Linked DNA regions of Homo sapiens: region 2 is linked to region 1. A link is a loop called in an ENCODE intact Hi-C map of the cell type or tissue named here. Cell type or tissue: mammary epithelial cell. All regions are shown on one strand. Links, peaks and the distances in the headings refer to the core of each region. The heading gives the core; the rest is flanking DNA. Region 1 has its middle 190 kb from the start of SYT10. Region 2 has its middle 190 kb from the start of ALG10.

Evidence for each region. A loop is a pair of places that touch in the nucleus more often than their neighbours do. Peaks named below come from ENCODE experiments on the same cell type or tissue, not always from the same donor. Only the 100,000 strongest peaks of a DNase experiment are listed, where the experiment ranks them.
Region 2: it touches region 1 in a loop (17-fold over the local background); 1 of 110 quality-filtered maps calls a loop at or near these places.

Annotation. Positions count from the first base shown.
Region 1 is chr12:33,626,347-33,631,743 of GRCh38, reverse strand. No RefSeq gene overlaps it. Among named protein-coding and RNA genes, the nearest start is that of SYT10, 190 kb to the right of the region's middle. In mammary epithelial cell, for the core only: a CTCF peak has its summit at 3,460; no DNase peak of the experiment used is centred there; H3K27me3 peaks cover 120 bases.
Region 2 is chr12:33,826,423-33,831,819 of GRCh38, reverse strand. No RefSeq gene overlaps it. Among named protein-coding and RNA genes, the nearest start is that of ALG10, 190 kb to the left of the region's middle. In mammary epithelial cell, for the core only: no CTCF peak of the experiment used is centred there; a DNase peak (open chromatin) is centred at 3,299.

The sequences.
Region 1 (5,397 bases), core at 341-5,340:
TGAAATTTTGAATTTTATCTAGGGATTTAAATCAATGAGGGCAACAAATATGATCATTCTGGCCAATCTTATTTTGTCTTCAATAACAATTTGTTTGAAGCTGCTTATGTGAACAACCGTTTAAATTTATCACCTAATTTTTCTAGTGAACAACACAAACTTTGGCAATTTCTAAATTAGTCAGTGAAGAACTATATATTGAGTCTGATTCTTCCCTATGTCCTAAAGCGAAAATAAACACCACTATGTCTGAATGAAATGTAAAGCACAATTCAGCCAGCCTCTACTGTGTTTTTCTACATAATATCATATATATGACTATAGAAAGCATCTAGTTTGGTTATAGAACAAACTCTTTCCCAATTAATTCATTGCTTGACTTATAAGAAAAAATGTACACCATTATCGCATATAATCATGAGACATAGCTTTACATACAATTATTAATGAAAGATGCCAAATGGGACAGAGCCATCTATATAATTTAAGCTATATGAAATATTTTATGATAGCCAAACACCATGCGTTAACATAGGTTCTATAACAAAGCCATAGCAACTGATTATAAATTATTTTACATTGGTCACTAAAAGAAAACATTACTCTAATTGATGCGTTTACTAGTATCTTTCAGAAAATTCATTTAGATCTTTGGGAAAAAAAAAAGCTTGCTCAGATGTTTGGAAGTAAACGGAGCACCTGGATGACTACGTCTTCTCTCCTCCAAGTCATGAAGGAGTCAAGCATGGCCATACTGCTTTCCTACTCACTGAACAGCTACACTTTGCTTTGCATAACAGATGTGTCCCCAATAAGCCTTTTGCAAATTTAATTCCATTTTCAAGAAATGTGTGCAATTTCCTATTTAGAAGTTGCCATTACTGAACCATTTTTCAATAAAGTAAATTCCAAAGCCATTTTCTAATCTGTTCATATTGTTGAAGCAAATCTAGATTTTCACAAGCTCCTTTTAGGACAAAAACATATGCACGTTATTACAGCTTTCCCTACTCTTGTGCACCAATGTGAAACATCATGCTATTTCCTGCAAACAGAAATAGTACACACATACATATATACACATATATTACTGGATTTCTTTTTATATTCATATAGGTACATATATATTTCATATACATATATGAATTTACATATGTAATGCATACATTACTGTATTTTTTACATATAATACATGTATACTTTAAAGGTAATATCTTTCTGATAGCACCCTTTGTCAAGATAGGTTCTCAAAATATACATATTGGTTGATGGATATAAGTAAATGACAGACTGGCTTTCTAGTCCCTTAGTTCTTTGGCATAAAGTACTACAGTTCCTTCAATGCCTAAACAGAAGTGAAGGTCCAAGAACAAATATGGGTGCACCAAACAAACTAACATCACTTAAACATTGTTTAACAATAGTTCCACTTGCATGGGTGAATATTTTTTGGCCAAGAAAACGTTTCTACTAGATTTACAAGAAATTTTTATTTTTATTAAGTTGGCTGATTGAACAAGCTGAACACTGCAAAATACAATCAACAAAAAACATTTTTCTATTTCCCACCTCTGCTTTCAAATATGTTTTTTGGAATCTTCATTTTTTGCTTCTAGATATCTCTTGCAGATACTTATCTTTCTGATCATTTTCACATATTAGAACCATTACATTTTCAGGTATTGAAAAGTCAAGTCCAATTTAAATCATAACTTCAATGTCTTTGCGTGCTGAAACATTTTCCACAGCCCCCTTTTCCTAGTTAACTCCTGCTAACCTTCACATCTTGGCTCAATCATTGCTGAGACAGAAGGAATTTCTTGACATATCTGATAATATCACATCAAAAGAAAATTCAGAAACTTATAGGAATATTAATAAAAGTATTTTTACTTGTAGTGCTCACAAGAGTCCAACCTTTGGAAGAACTGGACTTTTACATAAATGATATAGCAAGTATTTACAAAACAAAATTTTGTTTGTCAAATTTTGTGCTCAAATATTACAGTTGTCCCTTGTTAACTGCATTGGTTCCAGGACCCTTGACGTTACCAAAATCTGCCAATACTCAAGTCCCTTATATAAAATGTTGTTTTGGTACATAACCTATGCATATCCTCCTGTATACTTTCCATCATCTCCAGGTTATTATACCTAATACAATGTAAATACCATTTACATCATTGTTATATTGCATTTTTTTTATTTGTATTATTTGTATTGATGTGTTATTAAATTTTATTATTTAATTATTTTTTAAAATATTTTTGATCTATGATTGATTGAATCTCTGGATGCAGATCCCTCAAATATGAAGGGTTGGCTGTATATGCCAAATACTTTTTAATATGAAAAGATTCCTGTCCTCAGAGAGACTCATCTTCAAAACTTTCTTCCAAACTTTATCATACACCCAAATACTACTTGATTTCTCCACTCAGGTGTCACTTAGAGACTTCAAATTAATCTGTCCAAGACTAAACCTATGAGCTTTATTCAGTCTTTTATCTTGGTAATCAGCATCACCACCTGTCAAATTGTACAAGATAAAAATCTAGTTATCCCACCATATTTCTCTCTGTTCTCCCCCAACACCAAATTCAATCGTTCACCAAAAGTTATCATTTCCAAATCAGTCTTTACATCTATCCGATCTGGCCATTTTACCCATCCTTGGTATAGCTACTTCGAGGTGACCGTCGTCTCTCTCCTAGTTCACGGCAATGGCCTCCCAACAGGCCTCCTTCACTCTAATCTGGAGTGCTCCCCAAACAAACCATTCCCAGTCCTTTCCTTAGAACCATTTTTCTAAGGTGCAAATGTCATCATGCCATTCCTACATACAAGTCTTCTACTTTCTTCATAGCCTCATTTATGACAGCTTCCCACCTTACAGTTTATACTTCAATCATACTTACCTACTAGTACATCCACAAAACTCCATGCTTGGTCTCACTGCCCAGCGTTTAGACAAGTAACACGGCTGCCTGATATGTCCTATCACCTCACTTTTCCAGTGGCCAGCTTTCTCCTACACATTCCTCAAAATTCAGTTTAGGTTAAATAGTATTCCATTGGGTATATTACACCACATTTTCTTTTACCATTCGTTGATGAACACACGGTGGCTTTAGTTAATAACTGTATTGTGTTCTTGAAAATTGCTAGGAGAGCAGATTTAAATATTCTCACCACAAAGATGAAAAGTATGTGAGGTAATGCATATATTAGTTAGCTTGATCTAGCCATTCCACAATGTATACATATTTCAGAACAACTTCTAACACATAATAAACATATACAATTTTATTTGTCAATTCAATACATAAAATATTTTTTAAAACCACTCAACCTTGGCATGACTTTTGTCAGGAAACCTTACCTGACTCTCAGCACAGTGCTCCTTCTGTTTGCCTCTACAGTCTGGATTTATGTCTACCATAGCACTCCCCCTACTGCCTGTTCTTCATAGCTTCTTCCCTCACTACTTTGTGAGTTAAATGAGCACAGGGGTTTTGCTTTATTTTTCTCTTTATCTCCAGTGCTTGGCACAGCGGCACATTTAGTAACCAAATGGATAAATAAAAGGTTCACAGTATAATTAGGGTGAAAGCTGGATTAAAAAAAAGAATGACATATTTTACTTAAGAAGACATATAGGAGGTAACACCACGTAGTGATTAAGAGCATGGACTCTAGGACCAGACTGCTCATGCCAGGGGCACCACTAAAAATTCAAGCCAGTGACAGTTTATCTGTAGCTTAGCTCCCTTGTGAAATGAGGCTAACAATATTGTCTCCCTGCAGGGTTGTTAGCATTAAAGAAGGTAAAGCATGCAAAATTCTAAGCAATTAAAACAATTAAAAGTGTCAAAAAAAAAAAAGCATGGTTTATATGCTTAAGAGAAGAAAAAGTTTGGGAGCATGAGTAATAAAGGAACTAGATTAAAAAGTGCTAGTAAGTAAAGACGTGGTGAATGAAGAGATTTTTGAACAAACTATTTGCGTATTTTGAATCAGAGTAGAATCTTACCAAGTGGAGAATGTAGCAATCCCAAGCAATTGTGTCTAATTTGTAAAGTATTCCTTTGTTTTTAAGAATGATTGAGTTGGTTAATATTTTTAAGTGACATATTTTTCATCAGTACAAATGTATTTCTTTGTTTGAAACAGTTTTATAAAATTGTATTATTTTTCTGCTTTCACTCTATTTAATTTTAGAGCATGCACACCACTTCCTAAATAACACATAATGCAAGGCAGTTTGCATTTTAGTTTAGAATTCTATGAAGACCAAGAATAATGGTTTAAGTTTTTAATTATTTTCTCCACGAACTGCATAGAAATGAAATTAAGTGAAGAGTGCAAGGAAGTTACATTAAGTGAAATTGTAGAGGGGTGACATTAAGTGATGGCTTAAGATACACCACAAAGAGTTGCCTAGAATTACACCTGATAACAATCGTTCTCTCCTTTAGTTTCTCTTTCCCCATGCAAGTCATGTTAGTAAAAACCAATGTAAGCAAGCAAACTCTTGCTTATCAATCCAATCCAAATTTTTATTTCTCTTCTTTTTTTAAAGACAGAGTAGGTCGGGCGCTGTGGCTCACACCTGTAATCCCAGCACTTTGGGAGGCCGAGGGGGGCAGATCACCTGAGATTGGGAGTTCGAGACCAACCTGACCAACACAGAGAAACCCTGTCTCTACTAAAAGTACAACAAAATTAGCTAGGCGTGGTGGCACATGCCTGTAATCCCAGCTACTCGGGAGGCTGAGGCAGGAAAATCCCTTGAACCCAGGAGACCGAGGTTGCGGTGAGCGGAGATCGCACCATTGCACTCTAGCCTGGGTAACAAGAGCAAAACTCTGTCTCAAAACAAACAACAGCAACAGCAACAACAAAAAACCCAGGGTCTCACTCTGTCACCCAGGCTGGAGTGCAGTAGTGCAATCATGGCTCACTTCAACCTCAACCTCACAGACTCAAAAGATCCTCCCACCTCAGCCTCCCAAGTAGCTGGGACTATAGGCCACCACACTTGGCTAATCTTTTGAGTTTTTCATAGAGAGGGGGTCTCACTATGGTGCTCAGGCTGGTCTCAAACTCCTGGGCTCAAGTGATTCTCCCACCTTGGCCTTCCAAAGTGCTGGGATTACAGGTATAAGCCATCATACCTGGCCAATCCAATTTTTTTCCTTGACTTTTTATTTATTTAATTTTAACTTTTCATTTTAAATTCATGGTATATGTGATGGTTTGTTGTATAGGTAAACTCATGTCATGGGGTTTGTTGTACAGATTATTTCCTCACCCAGGTATTAAGCCTAGTACTCAATAGTGATTTTTTTTATTTATTTTTTATTTTTTTATTATACTTTAAGTTCTAGGGTACAT
Region 2 (5,397 bases), core at 250-5,249, 200 kb before region 1:
TGGCAACAATAGACACTGGGAATTATCATAGGTATAGAATATTAAAGAAAACACAGTTCCTTATCTGAATTATTATGTGTTGCTGAATGTAGACAAGCAACAAAAAGGTAGGATATGTTGTTATAAGTGCTACTATGGGAATAAGTAGGAAGGTCATTTAGTTCAGCAACCACTTTAGAAAGATCTTTATTCTGTAGTGTTAAGAATGGCTTGTAGAGCTCATGAAGGTTACGGCAGTTGAGGGTAGATTAGATACAGAACAATCAATTAGGAGGCCATCGCTACTGTTTAGGCAATTGATGAAGAATTTCTGACATAAGGCATTAATAGTAAAAGAACTGGAAGGATTCCAGTGAAGACAAATAGATAGCCTACTAAATGATGCCTACCATAGTACAATGAAGATATTGATAACCAAAGTACATATCATTGAAAAACAAAAGCTCAGTTTTCTGTCACCATAGAACACAGAGAGTAGACTCATAAACTCAAAAGAGTAACCATTTCTATGAGTTTCTGTAAGGTGAAGAGAGAAATAATTTGTTTTTTGAATACAGACAGGATCATGTGCAGGCACGGTCTGTGTTTTGGAGGATGAAAATTGTATGTCAGATACAATTCTAGACCTTCATAATCTTTTGAGGGAGTAAGCACATATGAAAAAAACCTCTTATTAAATAATTAACCTGACAAAATTATGTTAAAAAATCACTACAAGAACACGGAGTTTGAGACAATCAATTCTGATGGGTAAGAGATTTGAGAATAGTCAGATATAACTACAAAGAAGTCGGTATTTGTATTGCTACTTACAGGATGACGAGTTCATCAAATATAACTGCAGTCAAGAATGAGGCAGAGGGGGGAAGATGTAGATAGGTGGATGGTGAGAACAGCTTTCCAATATTCCCGTGAATTCCAGAATATGGTTCTGAAGGGATAGCTGCTTCTCTGTCTAATTTATATTCATATATTTATTATATACATATGTGGCCACTGAAAACAGAATTGGACTTGATATTACAGGTAAATAGTTTTATATTAGTGTTATGTAATTTACTCAAAATATTTTAGCTATAAGTGAACTGCTTGATAATGTTTTATGTATGGATATACATTGGAAATAGTCACCTGTGCTTAGATAAATAATATTCCCATCACCCAGAAGGTTTTCTTATTCTCACTTTGCAGTCGATACCACACTCAACCCACCGCAAATATCTATCACCACAAATTATGTCCACCAATTTTTGAACTTCATATTAATTGAATCGACAGGCTTCTTTCAATCAACATATCTGTGTATTCTTTGTTTTGTAATATTCAAAATATTATATACTGTATTACGGGAATATGACTTAATTTATTCTTCTATTGTTGGATATTTATTTTGTAATAATACTGATATAAACATTTTGTAACTAATGCTTATAATTTTATGTTGCCTTGGCATCCATTTTGAATAAAAGTTTCACTTTCTCATACCAGAGACAGAGCTTAGTCACCATTCCAGTTCTAACCACAAACAAATGGGCTCAAGCTGGTGTCCAAAGACCAAGAACTTAGATGCATCTCTCTTGCCTTGCATGTTGGGCTCCCCACTTTCCTGCCATTTAAAGGGACCATTCAGGCATTTGCCTGAGAACTTAAAGTGATCCACACCCTATTCCCTTACGTATACCACTGGTTCGTTCTGTCTCTCTCTCCCTCTGGCTCTCTCTCTTTGCTTGAGTCTTCATTACTGCCTCACAGGCCCCAGGGAGGGAGGACTACCCTCCCAACTTACAGCATCCTCCTTGCTCAGGATCTGTAAGTAAAATCTTTAAACTTGTTTTTATTGGGTTGGTCTATTTAATTTGTGCCTTCCATGTGAAGAATTAGGGGCTTCCCCAGGCCTGGTTTTCTTGAGGATGTGGGGAGAACAGAAGGTCAGTCTCCCAGCTGCAGAGTGATGGTCTGACAGACATAAACTAGGCGTGGGTCAGACAACCAGGCATTAGGCTGTCCGTCAGATAAAGGAAGTATCCTGAGAAAGGCACACTGCAGACACACACATTCAGCCTCACTTGATTTCCCGTTAGGGCAAAGTTACTAGCTGCTCTGGTATTGGAACACCAGTTTACCTGGAGGCTCTCAAAAAACATCTTCTGAATCATTTGCTTTGAAGTACTACAGCATAGACATTGTGATTTTTATATGTATTGTTAATGTTAGGCTAGCTAAACCTTAGGTGTTGCCAATTGCTATAATCAGGGATTCACATTTTAGGGATTGTCACTTGCTCTTCATTCAGAAAAGCCTCATTTCAGAAGAAATACACATATTTCATTATTTTATTAATCATTATTTCTGGTCACATATTTTACAATTCAATTTTAGATACAGTGATTCACTGGTGAAATTAGTGTCTTGCTAATTAACATAATGAATATGGAAGTGAAGTCTCATGGCAAAACCAGCAATAATAAAAATAAGTAGATTAGCTGAAATATTTTAGGCATATTATAATTGTCTAAATGCACCACTGCACCATTAATTGAACAGACCGTATGCATCTAGCAAGTTCTGTAGCTTGCAAACTTGAGAGAACTGTTTTGGCCTTGATTTTTAAACAATCCTTTGTCCATCTATTGGCATGAAGGATTTTGATTGGCCGATGATAATTATATGTCATCTCTAAGGGTATAGACTCCTATATCTAGAATATTACCATACCTGACTCAAGTAAACTGCTCATGCAACATCAGATCAGTACCAAAAAAAATGAGATAAGGAAATGAGAACTTATCCCACTGAAAGGAGAAGTTACATAAACTTTTCTTCCTTCTTCTAAAGAATATTTATTCACTAACTCTCAGTATGTATGGTAAAATTTGGCCTGATATTTGTTTTCATTATAACCTCTTAGTGTGGTTGTGGGAAATTAGCTTATGTCACCGTTATTTAATTATTGATGACAACCCTTTTTTACTGTCTTCATTTGTTTTGTGTTGCCATAACATAATATCTAACACTGGGTAATTTATAAGAAAAGAGGTTTAGTTAACTCACAATTTCAGTGGCTGGAAAGTTCAAGAGCATGGTACAGGCAACTGGTGAGGGCCATGTGCTGCTTCAAGTTGTGGTAGACAAGTAGAAAGGCAAGCAGGCGTGTGCAAAGAGATCAAACATAAGGAGGAACAACACACTCTCATGGTAACTAATCCACTGGAATGAGAACTCCACAAGATGGCATTAATCTATTTGTGAGGGATCTGCTCCAATGACTCAAACCCCTTCCACTAGGCCCCACCTTCCAACATTGCCACATTGGGAGTCAAATTTCAACATGAGTTGTGGTAAATTACATCCAAAACATAGAATTCACCATTGGCTCCTTAGAATCATGCATGACCAATTTGGCTTAGGTATTGAATTGCTGGCAGTACTTCTTCACCCTTCCCTGTATCTAGGCCTTTGCTGTGCAATTTTGCATTTTCATGAATTTTATCTCCTATCATTCGCTTTAGGCTCTTGAAGTGTTTGCTTTAGCTAGTGAGATGGCAGGAGAACTTATGAAAGCAGGAACTTTAATAATGCCTACGCCAAAATAGGACATATGCCCAAGCTAGCACATTGGTTATGAGTAAATGAACAATAGAAAGCAGAGACTTCTTGGTAATTCAATCTGAAGCAAAATTTCTCCAAATGACCAGCAGATCTGTGAGAATAAATGATTATAAATAAATAAGTTTTGTTTTTGTTGCTTTAAGGGGTCAGGATTACTGAGATACAGTGTTGTAGTAAATAAATTCACCCGTTTTGGGTATAGGGTTTTATGCATTTTGAGAAGTATGTACAGTTACATGATCACCATCACAATAAAGATTTAAAACATTTCTATCAACATTCAACATTCCCTTGTGCCCCATTACAGCCAATTGCCTCCCCTCACTCTTAGTCCCTGGCAACTACTGATTGGTTTTCTGTACCTGGTAGTTTTCAATTTTCCAAACAGTCAAAGTAATGGAATCATATAGTATGAAGGTTTTTTTTTAATTTGGCTTCTTTCATTTAGCATAACACATTTGAGATGTATCTATGTCTTTGCGTGTATGTTCTTTTGATCTCTGAGTATGTATTTATATGTTATATGTATTTAACACAGTCGTGGTTTTATTTTTGTCATTGTTGTTGTTGTTCTTATTTTTTACCATTCACCAGCTGATAGACATTGGGGTTGTTTACATTTGGGGGATATTAAGATTAAAGCTACTTAGCAATATTTACATGTGTGTTCTGGTGTGGGCATACCATTTTATTTCTTTTAGGTAAATACTGAGGAGTAGGATTGCTGAGTTGTTTGTCAAGTGTATGTTTGTAAGAAATTGCCAAGCTGTTTTATGGAGTGACTGAACCACATTACATTCTACCAACAATGTATGAGTGTTCAAATTACTCTGTACATTCAGTAGCTCTTGGTAATGTCAAATTTAGGGGGTTGGGGCTGTCCTTGTTTTGGTTTATTTAGTAATTGCTGTAGGTGTAAAGTGGCATCTCATTAGGTTTTTCATTCAGATTTCTCTAAAAAGTAACAATGTAGAGCTTCTTTCATAAATTTATTTGCCATCCATATTTAAAGTTTTTAATCTTCTTTGACGAAGTATTTGTTAAAATCTGTTGCCTATTTCTAATTGATTGTTTCCTTATTATTGAGTTTTGTAAGGTTTTTATATATTCTGAATTCCAGCCTTTTATCAGATATATGTTTTGCAAATATTTCCTCCTAACCTGTGACTTGTCTTTTGATTTTCTCATCAGTATCTTCCAAACAGAAGATGAAAAAAAATTTGATACAATTCAGTTTAATTATTTTCTTTTATGGTCTATAGTTTTGTGTCCCATCTATGAAACATTTTCCTACCCTAAAGTCACAAAAGATATTCTATGATTTCTTCTAGGTGATTTACAAGTATAGATCATACTTTTAGCTCAAAGACCCATTTCAAGTTAATTTTTATATATGATGTGAGGTAAAGTCAAGGTTATTTTTTTTATAAATCACTGAGTTTTGAGGTGGTTTCTTATATATCATTACTGTAACAGTAAGTTTTCAATATCCTATATTTACATATTACTGTGTCCCCGTATTTATCTTTCTCTCCTCGTATCTATAATTTCTATGTAGGCAGGAAAAGGCTCCCTGATGAAAAACTGTAATGATGATAATCGATTAGCACTTATGCCTCAGAATACATAAGTATGTGAGAACCATCAACTAGTCATCCTCTTTAGGCCATCTAGGGAAAATGGATCTGTAGCATGAGAAAAGGTCCATGTTTTATCTCCTTTTTTTCCATTTCAAAAACCTTATCGGTGCAGAGTGGCATGACACATTTAACTGCAGATGATCATAAG